Regions from separate parts of the Homo sapiens genome. Here regions 2, 3, 4 and 5 are each linked to region 1. The links are chromatin contacts, found by Hi-C or POLR2A ChIA-PET in ENCODE. All regions are on one chromosome and are shown on one strand. Each heading gives the region's core, a stretch centred on a gene start or an enhancer-like site at or near the end of the contact. The rest is flanking DNA. Distances are from core to core; before and after follow the strand shown.

Region 1 (2,700 bases), core at 111-2,610:
CATGGTGACGGCTAAAGGTGGAAACGTGTGTGATGGGGGAGGGGGGCGATAAGCAGGCAAAGGAAGAAGGAAATGAAGGTCCGGGGAACCCAACATAGAAAAAGGGAGACCAGTGCAAGGAGGCTGCATGGGGGCCCGGAGAACGGGCTGAGAGCGGGAACCAGGCCTAATGGCGGGGGAATAAAGAGGGGGAGGGGGACTAGTTGGGCCTGACTATCCTGGGATGCCCCTTACTCACCCTTCATCCTCCTCGTTCTTACTGGCGTCAATCTTCGCCCCCTCCGACTCGGCGCTGCCCCCTTCGGTGCCTCCAGACGCGGTTCCGCCCCCGGTCCCGGCTCCGCTTCCCGCCGCCGCCGCTGCCCCCTGTGTCGCCGCCACCATGGCTCCCTCCTGCTCGCCCGCCGAGCCGCCTACCGCCGCCGTTGCCGCTGCCGCCGCCCCGTCCCCGCCGAACTGCTCCTCCGACATAGTGCTAGTGTCTCCGCCGCTGCCGCCGAGACTACACCCGCCGCTGCCGCGAACCGAAACTAGCAGCAAAGTAATCCCCGCCGCTGCCGCGCGCCCGCTCTACCTCGCGAAGCACACAAGACAGGGAAGGCGCGCGCGTGGCTGCAAAGGCTCCTGCGCCTCTCCCTGGCCTGCCCCCTTCGCCTCCCACTCTCGCGCGGCGCACACTCCCGCTCTCTCCCGCTGCACTAAAAAAGAATAAGCACCAGCGGCGGCCGCTCTCGCCTCCTCCTCGCTTTAATGGCGCCGCCGCGGACCACCTAAAATGGCCGACGGAAGAACGGCGCGTCCCGGTCACGTGACGCGAGAGCGCGCCCTTCGCGCGTCCCCCCACCCCTATCCCCCTAGTTTTTTTTTTTTCCCTTTCCTCCTCGGTCCCGCCCTCTCGCTACCCTTTATACCTTCCTCTCACGCTCCGCGTTGCACAGCCTTGGGGGCCTTTAAAAGGAACCGGAAGTGTCGTGAGCTAAGACAGTCGCGCGGGGACCATCGAGAACAAGGAGTGCTGTTTCGAAGTAGCGGCTAGAGGGGCCCCCTGCCTCCGCCCCCGCCCTTCCGAGGATTCCTGGAGTCCACTCACCCCTCCCCACCACTCCAGTAGCGGCGGGAGCAGCAGCGTTAGGCCGGGGTGTGGCTGCACCTCTGCGAAGGCTGTCGTGCCCCGTGCAGCTGCGGCGTTCGGGTGGGGGAGGGGAGGCTCACACCCTGCGGCGGCTTAAGCCTGGATTTACGCACTGGAGGAGGGAATTAGCCCTGAGATGTCAGCCCTGTGCCCCTGGCGCTGTCCACCCGGACGCCCGCGGAGCGCCAGGCGCCGCAGCGGACCGCGCGCGCACTGATTGCCGCAGCTACTCTCCCTGCCGTCGCCGCCCGGGACCGGGTGACATTGAGGTTTTCGTCTATCGCCGCTGGGCCGATAGGGCTTCTTTTTAAGATTTGGCTTTCCAAGTAAGATTTTTGTTTGCCTGCTTTTCTCCTGGAATTTTTTTGTTTTTGGTCGAAGAAGCAGGTAACTTGCATATCTTAAGGAAAACATTGTTTTTGCTTTGCTTTTGTTGTTTAAAGATCCTAAAACGTACCGTGATTCCTTTACGTTACTAATAATTGGAAAGTGTGTTAAATCAAGGGTTCGCTTAATGTTCTTTAGCCTTTGTACATAGAATATATAAATGTCGTGAGTCATCTTTACGAGGTTTATGAGTTTGTGTTCGGGTTTGGCTTTTTTGTTGTGTGTGCGTGGTTTTTTTTTTTCTTTTCTTGTAACACCGTTAGGCGTTTCATTAAGGTGTATAAAAAGTAATTTTATACACCTATTAAAAATTCCCGCTGCCTCGGCTGGAGACTGGATTATTCGGGCTTTGGGATTTGCTGCTTCCAGCAGTATCCTTAGAAGAAAATGAAGCTTCTAGGTACTTCTGTAGTCAACAAATAATTATTTGCCTGTTTAATTAAAGTGTTCGGGCACGGGGGAAACAAAGACGAGTTTGCAGACTCCAGCAAAAATCTTAAGAGTTTAAGTATTTGGGCCGGGCGCGGTGGCTCACGCCTGTAATCCCAGCACTTTGGGAGGCCGAGGCGGGCGGATCACGAGGTCAGGAGTTCGAGACAAGCCTGACCAACATGGTGAAACCCCCGTGTCTACTAAAAATACAAAAATTAGCCGGGCGTGGTGGCCGGTACCTGTAATCTCAGGTACTCAGGAGGCTGAGGCAGGAGAATCGCTTGAACCCGGGAGGTGGAGATTGCAGGGAGTCGAGATCATGCCACTTGCACTCCAGCCTGGGCGACAGAGCGAGACTCCGTCTCAAAAAAAAAAAAAAAAAAAAAGTTTAGGTATTTTCCACTGCAGTTAAACGAATTTGTATTAATTGGACACTATCCAAAAATCTCAAAGGAAGATTATAAGTAAGTTTTATTAATCAAGTTAGTAGAATTTACATTACAGAATAATTAAAACTCAAGAATACAGGTCAAATTCTGAAAACGTCCTAAAAATATAATCTTACCAAACTCCCGTAATAATCAAGTCACATAAAGGTAATACCAAGAATGTTTACCGTAAAGTGGTAGTGACTCCACATTTGTCTCCACCTGCCAGAATATTAGCAAAGGATAAAGTGGATATGGTGCTCAAACCATATATTCCGGGTTAGATACAACTAAGATGATTGACTGAAGGGAAGTCTGTTT
Region 2 (2,700 bases), core at 10-2,509, 4.8 Mb after region 1:
AACAATTACCATCTTGTATAGGAGAAAAACAATGCAAAGGAAAAAACGTGCAACCAGCAGATAAAATACTTATGTCAACCCAGGTTCTAAGGACCTTTTCCCAAAGTATCCCTCTAAACTGGTAACATTAGCTTAGGGCAGAGTCAAGAAGAAAGTTATGCCATTAACACAGATGAAAATACTGAACGTTTTCTATGAAAAGTCACCCGATTAAACACTGCCAAGAGGGAAAAACAGTGCAAGTCCAGTAAAGCACGAGACACGTAGAAAATTCAAGCTATGTAGCCAAATCGCTCTCTCTGAAGAAAACAGCAAGCCAACTGAACCCAGCACGGAGTGGAAGGCGTAAAGAGCTGTCATCGTGGCGGTAACAACTCCACCGGGCGGCTGAGCGTCTAGAAAGAGGCTGCGGTTCCTGGTTCCACATCAGGAGGCACTCTCCACAAGGTCTACACCGCCGCTCCCGGGAAGGCACCTCCAGGGCGGCCAGCAAGCCCCCCGAGTGGGGACAGGCAGTGCCTTCCTCGCCTCGTCCCCGCGCGGCGTGGCCCGGAGGTGGCCCACTCGCCCCGCCCCCGCAGGCCGCGGCTCCAGGGGGCGTCCGGCCGCCCTCCCGGGGCCCCGAACCCGCGCCAGCCGCACCGCGCCTGCCCTCTTCCTGGACCCCGCGAAGCACCTGCCTGGGCCCCTCTTCGAAAGACTGGGAGGAAGGAGTCAAGGAGCTGCCGGGGAGGCTGACAGAGCCAGAGGCTGGAGCTCCCCTACGGGAGCCGGGAGCATAACCCTGCTCCTCCCGCCAATGGGGGCGACAAAAGCCGTGGAAGGTTGCTCAGGGGCTGGATCTCCTGCTGTCCGGGCCCCAAGCCCTCTCAGCTGTGGAGTTTCGGTTGGTGCACGAGGGCTCGAATTTCCTCCGCACACCGGAGACCCAAGACGGGACGGTGTTGCGACTTGGGGGCTGGGGTGAGGGAGGGCTCGGCGCGAGCGGACGGCACCGCACAAAGGAAGAGGGGACTGAGGGGAGACGAGGGGACTGAGGGGAGACGAGCGTCCCGTTACCTCGATCCTCGACCCTGTTCTTCCTGATGTCGCTAAGGTTGCAGCCACGTTACCACGCTCCCAGAGCCCCGGCCGCCCTCAGCGGAACCTCACCAACCCCGCGCGAGCACCCGGCGGACGCGCGCTCTCCTGCGCGGCCCCGCGGAGCCCCGGCGGGCGCTTGGCGTCCTCTCGCCTCAGCCCCCGCGAGCCGCGGCCTCTGGGGGCGGGGCGGGCTGGGCGGGGCTGCGCACGGCACTCTGGGAAGTGTGGTTCTCGGGACCTCCTCCCCGAGGCCACCCCCACGGCCTCGCCCCCGCGGCTCCCTAGTGGGCGGCCGGGTCTCAGGGACTGGGCAGTGTTGCCCGGCCTGGTGAAGGCGGACCAGGGCGTGGCGGAGGTCCCCATAACAAATCTTGAAATAAAACACTGCCTAAATACCTTTGAGCTTATCCATGCTTCACTTCTGCGGCGGTACAAAATTTAGTTTCTTTGTATGTCCATCAAATCCCCTTCTGCGGTTGTGAGTGTTCCTGGGATTTATGTCTTTGAAAAAAGAAGGGGAAAAAAAGGTTTGCATTTATTCCTGTGTCACTTTCACCACGTGCTCTACAAAGGATATACAAAACAACTGTGTTTATAAATACACACCCACAGTTTGTAAACCTAAGGAAGCAGTTGATTGACCTGAGAGCTCGCTGCTAAAAAGCAGTGCAAGTGGCCATGCGCGGTGGCTCACGCCTGTAATCCCAGCACTTTGGGAGGCTGAGGCGGGCGCATCACGAGGTCAGGAGTCGAGACCATCCTGGCCAACATGGTGAAACTCCGTCTGTACTAAAAATACAAAAATTAGCTGGGCGTGGTTGTGCGTGCCACCAATCCCAGCTATTCGCAAGGCTGAGGCAGGAGAATTGCTTGAACCCGGGAGTCGGAGGTTGCAGTGAGCTGAGATTGTGCCATTGCACTCCAGCCTGGCGACAGAGCAAGACTCCGTCTAAAAAAAAAAAAAAAAAAAAAAAAAGCAATGCAAGTAAAAGTGCTGTTGAAATGAATTAATTTTTCTATAATGTCAATAAAGTGGAATGTGTGAGGCGGGAGATCAAGAGACAGCAAAAAAACAAAATTTTTTTTAAAGAAAGATATTCCCCTAAATGTGTCTTTTGCCAGACTAACCTCAAACTTTCACAATCCTAGGAGTCTATTTCAGAATAAATTTAATCCTAGGACCTTTATTAATATTAACACATATGAACATTAGCACATTGATTTTAATAGAAATGAACATATATATATCTGTATATATATATGCATCTTCTATAAAAACCCCAAAGCAACTATTTGAATTTGAAATTTTATTTCTAGAAAAAAAATCACATTTTTTACATTGAAATATAAATAATTCTTAATATTTCAAAATATTCCTCTTTAGAGCATTAGTATTTTGCACATTTAATGCAAATACCTTTAGAAAAATAGAGTAAGATGAGTTTTAAAGAAGTATGCAGTGAAGAAAAGTCATAAAATGTGTCTGGAACGTGATGTAAAAATTGTTGGGACTCAGAAATCGATACCCCAAAATATGGTGCTTTGCCGCGCTGAACTGAGGAAGCAGCTTCAAGGTGTCTCTTACCTTCCCCATTACCCCTCCTGCCTCTCAATTCT
Region 3 (2,700 bases), core at 138-2,637, 4.6 Mb after region 1:
TTTATGGGTTACCATGGGAGGAGAACTGGTGGCTTTTAATTTAATTTAATTTTATTTTTTTGAGAGGGAGTCTTGCTCTGTTGCCCAGGCTGGAGTGCAGTGGCACGATCTCAGCTCACTGCAACCTCTGCCTCCCGGGTTCAAGTGATTCTCCTGCCTCAGCCTCTCAAGTAGCTGGGATTACAGGTGCCCACCACCATGTCTGGCTAATTTTTGTATTTTTGGTAGAGACGGGGTTTCACCATGTTGGCCAGGCTTGTCTCGAACTCCTGAGGTCAGGTGATCCGCCCGCCTTGGCCCCCCAAAGTGCTGGGATTACAGGCATGAGCCACCACGCTTGGCCTGAACTGGTGGCTTTATAAGAGGAAGAGACCTGCAGTAGCATGTTTGCATGCTCAGCTCCCTCACCATGTCACTTTGGGACTCTAGAGTCCCCACCAGCAAGAAGGCTTTCACCAGGTGTGGCCCCTTAACTGTGGACTTCCCAGCCTCCATAACTGTAAGGAATAAATTCCTTTTTAAAATAAATTACCCAGTTTCAGGTATTCTGCTATAGGCAGCAGGAAATGGATTAAGGCACATGCATTCTAAATATTTAAAAATGCATACTTGGGCTGGGCGCAGTGGCTCATGCCTGTAATCCCAGCACTTTGGGAGGCCGAGGCAGGTGGATCACAAGGTCAGGAGATCGAGACCATCCTGGCCAACACGGTGAAACCCCATCTCTACTAAAAATACAAAAAATTAGCCGAGTGTGGTGACGGGCGCCTGTAGTCCCAGCTACTTGGGAGGCTGAGGCAGGAAAATGGTGTGAACCTTGGGGGCAGAGCTTGCAGTGAGCCAAGATTGTGCCACTGCGCTTCAGCCTGGGCAACAGATCGAGACTCCATCTCAAAAAAAAAAAAATGCATACTTAAGAGAAAAGGATAGAAAAAAACAGGCCTAAGAAGCTGAGTGAGGCTGGGCATGGTGGCTCACGCCTGTAATCCCAGCACTTTGGGAGGCCGAGGCTGAGGTCAAGGACTCCAGACCAGCCTGGCCAACATGGAGAAACCTCGTCTCTACTAAAAATACAAAAAATTTGCCAGGTGTGGTGGCACATGCCTGTAATCACAGCTACTTGGGAGGCTAAGGCAGGAGAATCGCTTGAACCCAGCAGGCGGAGGTTGCAGTCAGCTGAGATTGTGCCATTGCACTCTGGCCTAGGCAATAAGAGCGAAACTCCGTCTCAAAAAAAAAAAAAAAAAAAAAAAAAAAAACAAGAAAACTGCGTGGACAGCTTTAGTATCAAGAGGGCAGAAGTAGAACCAATGGAACAGGGCTCTATTTTAGCTTCATGAGAGATAGAAGTTTCTAATCCTCATCATTGGCCTGCTGTGGAAGGGGCTGCCTTGTAATGACAACAGATGTCCCTGGAGACATGCAAACAAGCTAGTCTCGCTAGAAGAAAGAGCATTCTTGCATGGAGAAGTGGATTAGATGACCCTTACCTCCTTCCTGGAACTAAGACTTGATTATAGTTGTTTTGTTTTTAGAATAATTGTGATTCAGTTTTGTGACTACAAAAACAGGTGTGTGTTCATTTTATAACGTTTAGACAATTTTTAAATACCCAGAAGAAAATAACGTCATCTGACTGTTCCATTCAGAGATACCTACTGCTAGCATTTTGCTACAGAGGCCCCATCAATCTTTTGAATACACATTTCATTCAATTTTGATGAAGTGGGATACTAACAAACATACTGTATTGTACCTGTTTTTTTTTCCTTTTAAAAATTATTGTATTTTGTACCTGCTTTTTTATTAATCAAAAAACTCTGATACTATGAATGTCTTCCTTGTCATTAAGTATTTTTTGTAAAACAAGAGGGTGAAAGCTTATTCAGTGGAGGGGGTGGTAGTGGTGATGGGAGGAATTAGAGATCAGTGTTATAAATTCAGAAATAAAGAGAAGTATCTAAAGTGAGCTCTTCCCACTCCCATCCCTCTACTTTCAGTATCTCAAGAAATCTCTGGGATTTTGGTAGCAATATGTGTGGAGAACAAGCCAGGAAAAGGATCTCTAGTTTGGATGATTGGTGATTGGCTCATAAATTAGGGGCCAGGAGGAATGGAGTGGGTTGGAATTGGGGCCATTCAGATGAATTCTGGCCTGGTCTGGCCTTGGGACCATTTCTCAGGCTGTCTCTTTCTCTTCCCTGTTTCCCTTTCCTTTTGAAAGGCATCACTACTCCTTCGCACTCACTGGTGTTTGCTATTCAACAAATTATTAATGTGGCTGATCTTATTTTAAGGGGTTTATTGCTGATCTTCACAGTTAAAAAACACACGGTAAAATATGGAATGTTTTAGTTTTGTGTTAGCCAAGTCCCTCCTGATCTGCTTATAGGAAGCTCTCTTTGAATTCTGCCTTCTGCTTTTATTCCCAAGGAAGGAACTAACTAAACACACTTTTCCCCTAGTCTTTTTTAATTCCTTTTTTTGTGAAGGAGATACTATCTTCTTCCTGTATGGAGAAACCACCCCTTACAGACCCTAGAGGCAGCTAAGTCTCATTGATAGATATCTCTCAGCATCTGTTGTAACTGCATCCAGATGGGGAGGATCTTATTGTGTAGACACAATGAGAAAATGTTCTATTTTGGACAACCTCCCAAGTGCCTTTTCATGCCCAGGAAAGTGTTTTGGGGCATCTAG
Region 4 (2,700 bases), core at 201-2,700, 3.4 Mb before region 1:
AAGGGCCATCCATTCAAGCCAAGTAGGGATGGGCAGTGATGTCACCTTGTGACCATGAGTCACAGAAACACTTTCATGGCAGGACAAAAGGAAAGAAGGGCAGGAAAAGACAATGCTGGAAAAATCAAGAATCAGACATGTGGTTGCCGCTTGAGCAATTCAACAGCCCACATTCTGGCACTAGGGTTTGCCACTACAGCGACCTGGAGCTAACCAACACCTGTATCTTAATTCTCCTGAAGCAGAGGTCCTGTATTTTAGTACAGGTAGTAAGTTTGGACAGTTACTCCAAGAACTAGAATAGTTATTTTTCAGTTTTGTTTTTTTAAAACACGGATTTTCAAGGGACTGTGGTTTTAAAGGTTTAAAATGATAAAGAAATTTCTTTCTTAGAGATGCTTCTGTGGTGCTCTAGTGGAGACTGGGTGCCCGTTATGAGCTCTCTTTACCACAGTACTTTTCCTACACAGCATTTTTTCCACAATGGTTATTATGTAATTGTGTAATTATCTATTTAATGTCTGTTACCCAGGCTACACCTTAGTAGCTTCATGAAAACAAGGGCCATGTTTGCTTTTTTTTCTGCATGGGCTCCATAAGTATTTGCCAAATGAATAAATCTCGGGTGTATATGTTAACTTGTTTCCTATTATACAGGCACTTATCTGGCCCAAAGCTACTGAATTCCCACAGTGTTGCTCTAAAAAGAAAGGTATACACCGGGCAAATATGGCTCAGCCCCATTTCAATATATATCTCAATGAGCCGAACAAACCGAATAAAGGATGTAAAAGCCCTTTGTAAAGAGCAAAGCGTCATAGGAGAGCTGTAATTATGATCACTGTTACTATCATGATTATTCCGTGGACCAAGTACCCCGGCCAGGTAAGGGGAGATAACGGGGGAGGAGAGGCGGCAAAAAGGGATGAAAAGGATGGGGCGGCGAGGAAATGATGGGCAAGCAGAAAGGCGGGGAAAGCAGAAGGGGGACCAGACAAAAAGGGTGTAGGTGAGAGAAGGGGGCACTCCAGGCGGAGGCAGCCAGACCGTACCTTTTGATACACAGCCTGGACGGCAGGTAGGCCCGGTAGCCGTCGGTGATGTACGGGTTGTCCTTGAGGGACCCGGGGATCTGCTCGTAGGTGTACAGGCGGATGCCACGGGGCACCAGGACCGGCCAGTACTGGTAGCTGCCCAGCTCGATGTAATGCGCGCTCTTCAGCAGCTTCTGATGCATCGTTCCCGGCCGCCGCCGCTCCCCGGCTCGGGAGCTCCCCCAGGTCCCGCCTCCCCGGGGAGGGGGCTTCGCCGCTGGCGCCCCCGCCCCGGAGCCCGCGGACGCTGCGCGAGGTCCTACCGCGCTGCCGCTGCTGCCCAGGGCCCGGCTCTGCGCTCACACCGGCCACTGCCGCCAGCGCCGCGGCGGACCCGGCAGCGTCGCAGCCTCCTCTGACGTCAGCGCGCCGCGGCGGCCCCGCCCCTCAGCCCTAGCTGGGAGGGGCAGGGTGCTGGGGCGCGCCCGGGTGTGCTCGAGCGTGCGCTGGCGGCGGCCCGGGCTCCCGGGCGTCTCTCACGCTGTGTTTTGGCGGCGCCTGGGGTCTTCGTTTGCATATGAGAAGAGCCGAAAGCACAGAGCTACAGGCGAATACAAGTGGATTTTTTTTCTTTTTCTGTTTTTTTATTAGAAGTAATAGTTGCTGCATTTTGAAAAATCAAGAGGAAAAGAGTTAACAGGAAGAAAAGTTCGAGGTAATTACCGTTTAGTTTATGCTTGGAATTACACACACTTAGTGTCAGAAGGGACTTTGAGGATTTCTAAGCTGAAGTCAGCTCTTAGCACGATAATTGGAAAGAGAGGAAACCTGATGCACGTGGAACATACACCAGCATCGAGCACATCCTGAGCCATAAAGGAAAGCCCCCGTGCATTCAAAACTCCGACCCCTTTCAGCGTTATGTTCTCTGATCACAGTAGAATTAAACTAGAGTAACAAGAAAACTAAAAGTCTCCACGTCTGGAATAGGAGCAATACACCAAATATTTCAAGGGCTGATGAAGAAATCACAATGGAAATGAGAATATCTACTTAACTGAATAATATAGAACATATTAAAAAATCCTGTGGAGTGCGGCTATAGTAGCGTTTACAGGAAGTGTTGCAGCTTTGTTTCTGGCTATTTACTGTAATGCAAGTGTTTACTTATAATGGCAACAGGGCAAAACATCAGTTTGAGTACCGTATGTGTATAATAGAACGCTTAGTCCATTGTTTGGCATTGTAAGGGCAAGAAAAATATCTTGTCCTCACTTATCACAAGGTTCACAGCTGACATTCCTATGAAAAAAATTAAGAGAAGCCAGGCGCAGGTGGCTCATGCCTGTAATCCCAACATTTTGGAAGGCCGAGGCAGGCGGATTGCTTATGCCCAGGAGTTGGAGACCAGCCTGGGTAACATAGTGAGACGCTGTCGCTACAAAAAAAACCAACCAAACAAACAAAAAACAAAAATTAGTCGGGTGTGGTGATGGGCGCCTGTAGTCCCAAACTATTCTGGGCTGAAGTGAGAGGGTTGCTTGAGCCTGGGAGGTCGAGGCTGCAGTGAGCCATGTTTGTGCCACTGCACTCCAGTCTGGGTGACAAAGCGAGACTTTGTCTCAAAAAATAAATAATAAAAATTAACAAGAAAAGGGATAATAAA
Region 5 (2,700 bases), core at 33-2,532, 4.6 Mb after region 1:
TAAAAGGTGTACAAACACTTTGTAAGAGATGACTCCTGTCCCATCCTGCTCAGGGATGACCAGAACTTTCATCTTAGATAGATACACCACCAGGTTTCATCAGGGACACCTTAATTATTTTAGCTGTCTAGGTAAACCAATCTCCCGATGGGAGGATATGGAGTAGGGCGAAGAGTTATATTTTGGAAAACAATCCATGGGAAATTAAGTCAAGTAGCCAAAGGTTTAATTTGGAAATGCAAATATCCATCAATTAGGTTTTCAATTATGTGGACAATAAAAGAGTTGAGCAGAGCAGTAGAGACAAACAAAATTAAAAAGAGAAAAGGCAGAGAAGGCAGGGAGGGGCTTATTTTCACACATTATACCAATTTACATTACACATCATATTAAATTTAAGTAAGGCGCTTTTCTTCATCCAAATAATTTCACCCATTTTAAACCATAAAATACTGTCGGCGAAATCTCATCTGGGCCATTTGATGTAATCTTTCTGCGTCCCTTTCAGGAAGGAAGGTGCGACAACACAATGAAGACAGCCTGTTGCTTTCCTTGGTATGTTTACAGCAGGAATCGGGCAGCGACTTAACTAGACATAAGTTTCCCCTTCTTCCCATGGGTCTATTTGCCAAAGCCCCCTGCACCTATTAGAATTTTCTGAGGTTGGGCTGGTGGAGAGCAGAAACCCGGAGGCTAGATTCAGGAGACCTGGTTTCCCATGCCACTTAGTAGCCTGTGACATTGAGCACAATACTTACTTTTCGGCGCTTCCGTTTCATTATTTGGGAAATGGGAACAATATATCTGTTTTATAAGATTGTTGTGAAGATGAAACAGGCCTGTGTGTGAAAGGCCTTTTCTAAATTGTAAAGCGCTCCCCAGATGTTAGTTATTATCTCCTTTAAAGGGCACAGAATCTGTTTCAATATTATAGGAGGTTGCAAAAAGGCTCCTTGACACTTTTTGCTCAGAACTTGACCCTGAGCTTAATCTCGCCGTAAAGTGAAAGGGTTCTTGCGCCCCCACAGCAGCCCGGGGCAGGGTCACCCTCGCGACCGGGGCGGTCATTGCCGTATTCCGTCCTGAGCTGCCGCTCCCCCACGATCCTCCCACCAATCCCGGGAGGGCCGCGACGTCCCTTGCCGCTTGGGTGGCGCCAGCTAGAGGGCGCGGGCCGGGGCGGAACCCGGTACCGCAGCTCGGGAGGTGGGGGTGGGGGCGGGGCCTCGCGCGGAGGGCGTGGCCTCGGGGCGTCCCGGGCAGCCGGCGTGCTGAGCTTGCCAGCCAGCTAGCGAGCGACGGGCGCGCGCGGCCCCTGCGCACTCGGCCGCCGCCTGCGCGCGTTGCGGCCGCAGCTGCACCTTTGCCTCCGCGGTTCCGCAGCCGAGCCCCGGGAGGAGGCGCTCCCCTGCGTCGTCCGCACTTGCGCCCTTTCCCACCGCAACAGGTCAGGGGAGGGCGGAGGTGACGAGGGCGCCCGACCCGGGACTAGAGGACGGAAGGGTCTGGAAGGTGAGCGCAGCCCTGCGCCACCCAGGGCTGGGGGTCGATCCGCCCGGCCCCCGACGCCGCCGCCGCGGACTTCTCGGAAGCCGAGGCTCTCCCCGCCTCTCTGCCGGCTTCCCAGCACGCTGACTCAAGTCGCTGGCGTTCCCACTTTTCCGGTGGGAGCCCTCGGGGAGAACGGGCTAGGGCTCAGAGCTCTCACCGCCCTACTTGCGATCCCGCGGCAGGTAGCGCGTAGAAAAACAGGGGACGGGGACATGGGAAGAGACCCATGCTCCTCCCTCACGCGCAGCCCCCAAGTCAGACGTTTGCCTGTGCACCCCGCGTTTTGCGGAGAGCTGTCCCGTTGTTGGGACCTGCTACTTGAGTTGCGTAATGAGTCCCAGAAGTTTCTCGGGGGGAGGGGGCGGGGAAAAGTGGGGTTCTTCTCTCCTGCACCCCGGGACCCTTCCCTGTGCCTGTCGTGGAGAGAGATGAGGGCTTCCCGCCGCGTCTCGCTGAGAGCAGGAGGGAGGCGTGTGTCGGTGGTCCGTAGCCTCCGGGGAGGAGTTGGAGCCACCTTCTGAGACTTAACTTCAGGGACAGAGGGAGAGGCGTCTTTAGTATGGGACTGGTTAATTTCTCTTGATAATGCTTTTTTCCCTCGGGTGTCCCATCCTCTGTGGCCGTCGCAACCCCACCCTCCGACGGTGCGAGCGCCGGAGCCAGCGAATGAGAGGGGAGAGAAGGTGGAGAGTGTGAATCACACGTTACCTTAGTGTAATGGTAGTTGCATTAATGGAGCTGCGACGGGCCTGCGGGCGGTTCGATACCGTCCGGCTAGTTTTCTCTTCCCGGAGCTTCTCCACCACCAGCACCCGCAAATTGTTATGCAGATCATCCCGGGAAGGCACTTGGCTTTGGAGGTGGAGATGTGTCCGAATCTCCCTTGAACCAGTCTCTGTTAGGGGGAAAGGCCTTGCAGCCAAGTGATTTGTTTTAAGGGTGGAGCCGGAGATAATTTTAAACACCCTCCCCCTTGGTGCACGTTGCGGGGTGTGACTCACCACGGGGAAATCAGACTGATTTAAAACCTTCAGTGCAAACTTGTAAATTAAGGCGAAGACCCAGTGTTCCCTGGGACAGTTGCAAAGTGAGAAGAGCTCAGAAACTGAAGCACAGAAACGTTAGGTAGGAGTCTGAGAGGCGTGGAGA

What was found. A loop is a pair of places that touch in the nucleus more often than their neighbours do. ChIA-PET counts read pairs that join two places held with the same protein, here RNA polymerase II (POLR2A). Pooled maps may share reads with other maps.
Region 2: a map of CD8-positive, alpha-beta T cell shows a loop between it and region 1 (20-fold over the local background). The contact joins the promoter of KLHL8 here to the promoter of HNRNPD-DT in region 1. A Hi-C loop is called at or near these places in 1 of 168 maps with a recorded cell type or tissue (CD8-positive, alpha-beta T cell), 1 of 37 single-sample maps with no recorded cell type and 10 of 50 pooled maps. POLR2A ChIA-PET finds 5 or more read pairs at or near these places in 1 of 52 experiments (activated B cell).
Region 3: a loop to region 1 is called in a pooled map, with 5 times the contacts of the local background. The contact joins the enhancer-like site here to the promoter of HNRNPD-DT in region 1. A Hi-C loop is called at or near these places in 1 of 168 maps with a recorded cell type or tissue (naive thymus-derived CD4-positive, alpha-beta T cell) and 8 of 50 pooled maps. POLR2A ChIA-PET finds 5 or more read pairs at or near these places in 1 of 52 experiments (activated naive CD8-positive, alpha-beta T cell).
Region 4: a pooled map shows a loop between it and region 1 (7-fold over the local background). The contact joins the promoter of PAQR3 here to the promoter of HNRNPD-DT in region 1. A Hi-C loop is called at or near these places in 1 of 37 single-sample maps with no recorded cell type and 11 of 50 pooled maps. POLR2A ChIA-PET finds 5 or more read pairs at or near these places in 1 of 52 experiments (activated B cell).
Region 5: a loop to region 1 is called in a map of CD8-positive, alpha-beta T cell, with 18 times the contacts of the local background. The contact joins the promoter of AFF1 here to the promoter of HNRNPD-DT in region 1. A Hi-C loop is called at or near these places in 2 of 168 maps with a recorded cell type or tissue (CD4-positive, alpha-beta T cell and CD8-positive, alpha-beta T cell), 3 of 37 single-sample maps with no recorded cell type and 12 of 50 pooled maps.

Annotation. Positions count from the first base shown.
Region 1 is chr4:82,373,208-82,375,907 of GRCh38, forward strand. HNRNPD-DT (HNRNPD divergent transcript) reads left to right here and starts at 1,361. Exons shown (of 2, transcript NR_183813.1): 1 at 1,361-1,458. It overlaps HNRNPD (heterogeneous nuclear ribonucleoprotein D), which reads right to left and starts at 784. Exons shown (of 9, transcript NM_031370.3): 1 at 239-784. The coding sequence starts at 471. RefSeq lists a silencer at 283-382 and an enhancer at 743-912.
Region 2 is chr4:87,219,359-87,222,058 of GRCh38, forward strand. KLHL8 (kelch like family member 8) reads right to left here and starts at 1,260. Exons shown (of 10, transcript NM_020803.5): 1 at 1,060-1,260. RefSeq lists an enhancer at 262-874 and silencers at 380-649, 990-1,479.
Region 3 is chr4:86,996,869-86,999,568 of GRCh38, forward strand. The region is part of intron 2 of AFF1 (ALF transcription elongation factor 1); the gene reads left to right. Among named protein-coding and RNA genes, the nearest start is that of AFF1, 63 kb to the left of the region's middle. Within about 2 kb of position 1,388, at least 3 of the 41 ENCODE cell types and tissues checked have a DNase peak (open chromatin) inside an H3K27ac peak, as active enhancers do.
Region 4 is chr4:78,937,988-78,940,687 of GRCh38, forward strand. It overlaps PAQR3 (progestin and adipoQ receptor family member 3), which reads right to left and starts at 1,451. Exons shown (of 6, transcript NM_001040202.2): 1 at 1,053-1,451. The coding sequence starts at 1,237. RefSeq lists silencers at 981-1,050, 1,141-1,630.
Region 5 is chr4:86,933,729-86,936,428 of GRCh38, forward strand. It overlaps AFF1 (ALF transcription elongation factor 1), which reads left to right and starts at 1,283. Exons shown (of 21, transcript NM_001166693.3): 1 at 1,283-1,512. It overlaps AFF1-AS1 (AFF1 antisense RNA 1), which reads right to left and starts at 1,122. Exons shown (of 3, transcript NR_038841.1): 1 at 759-1,122. It also overlaps a transcript of C4orf36 not described here. RefSeq lists silencers at 988-1,737, 2,208-2,346 and enhancers at 1,659-2,200, 2,201-2,700, 2,598-2,700.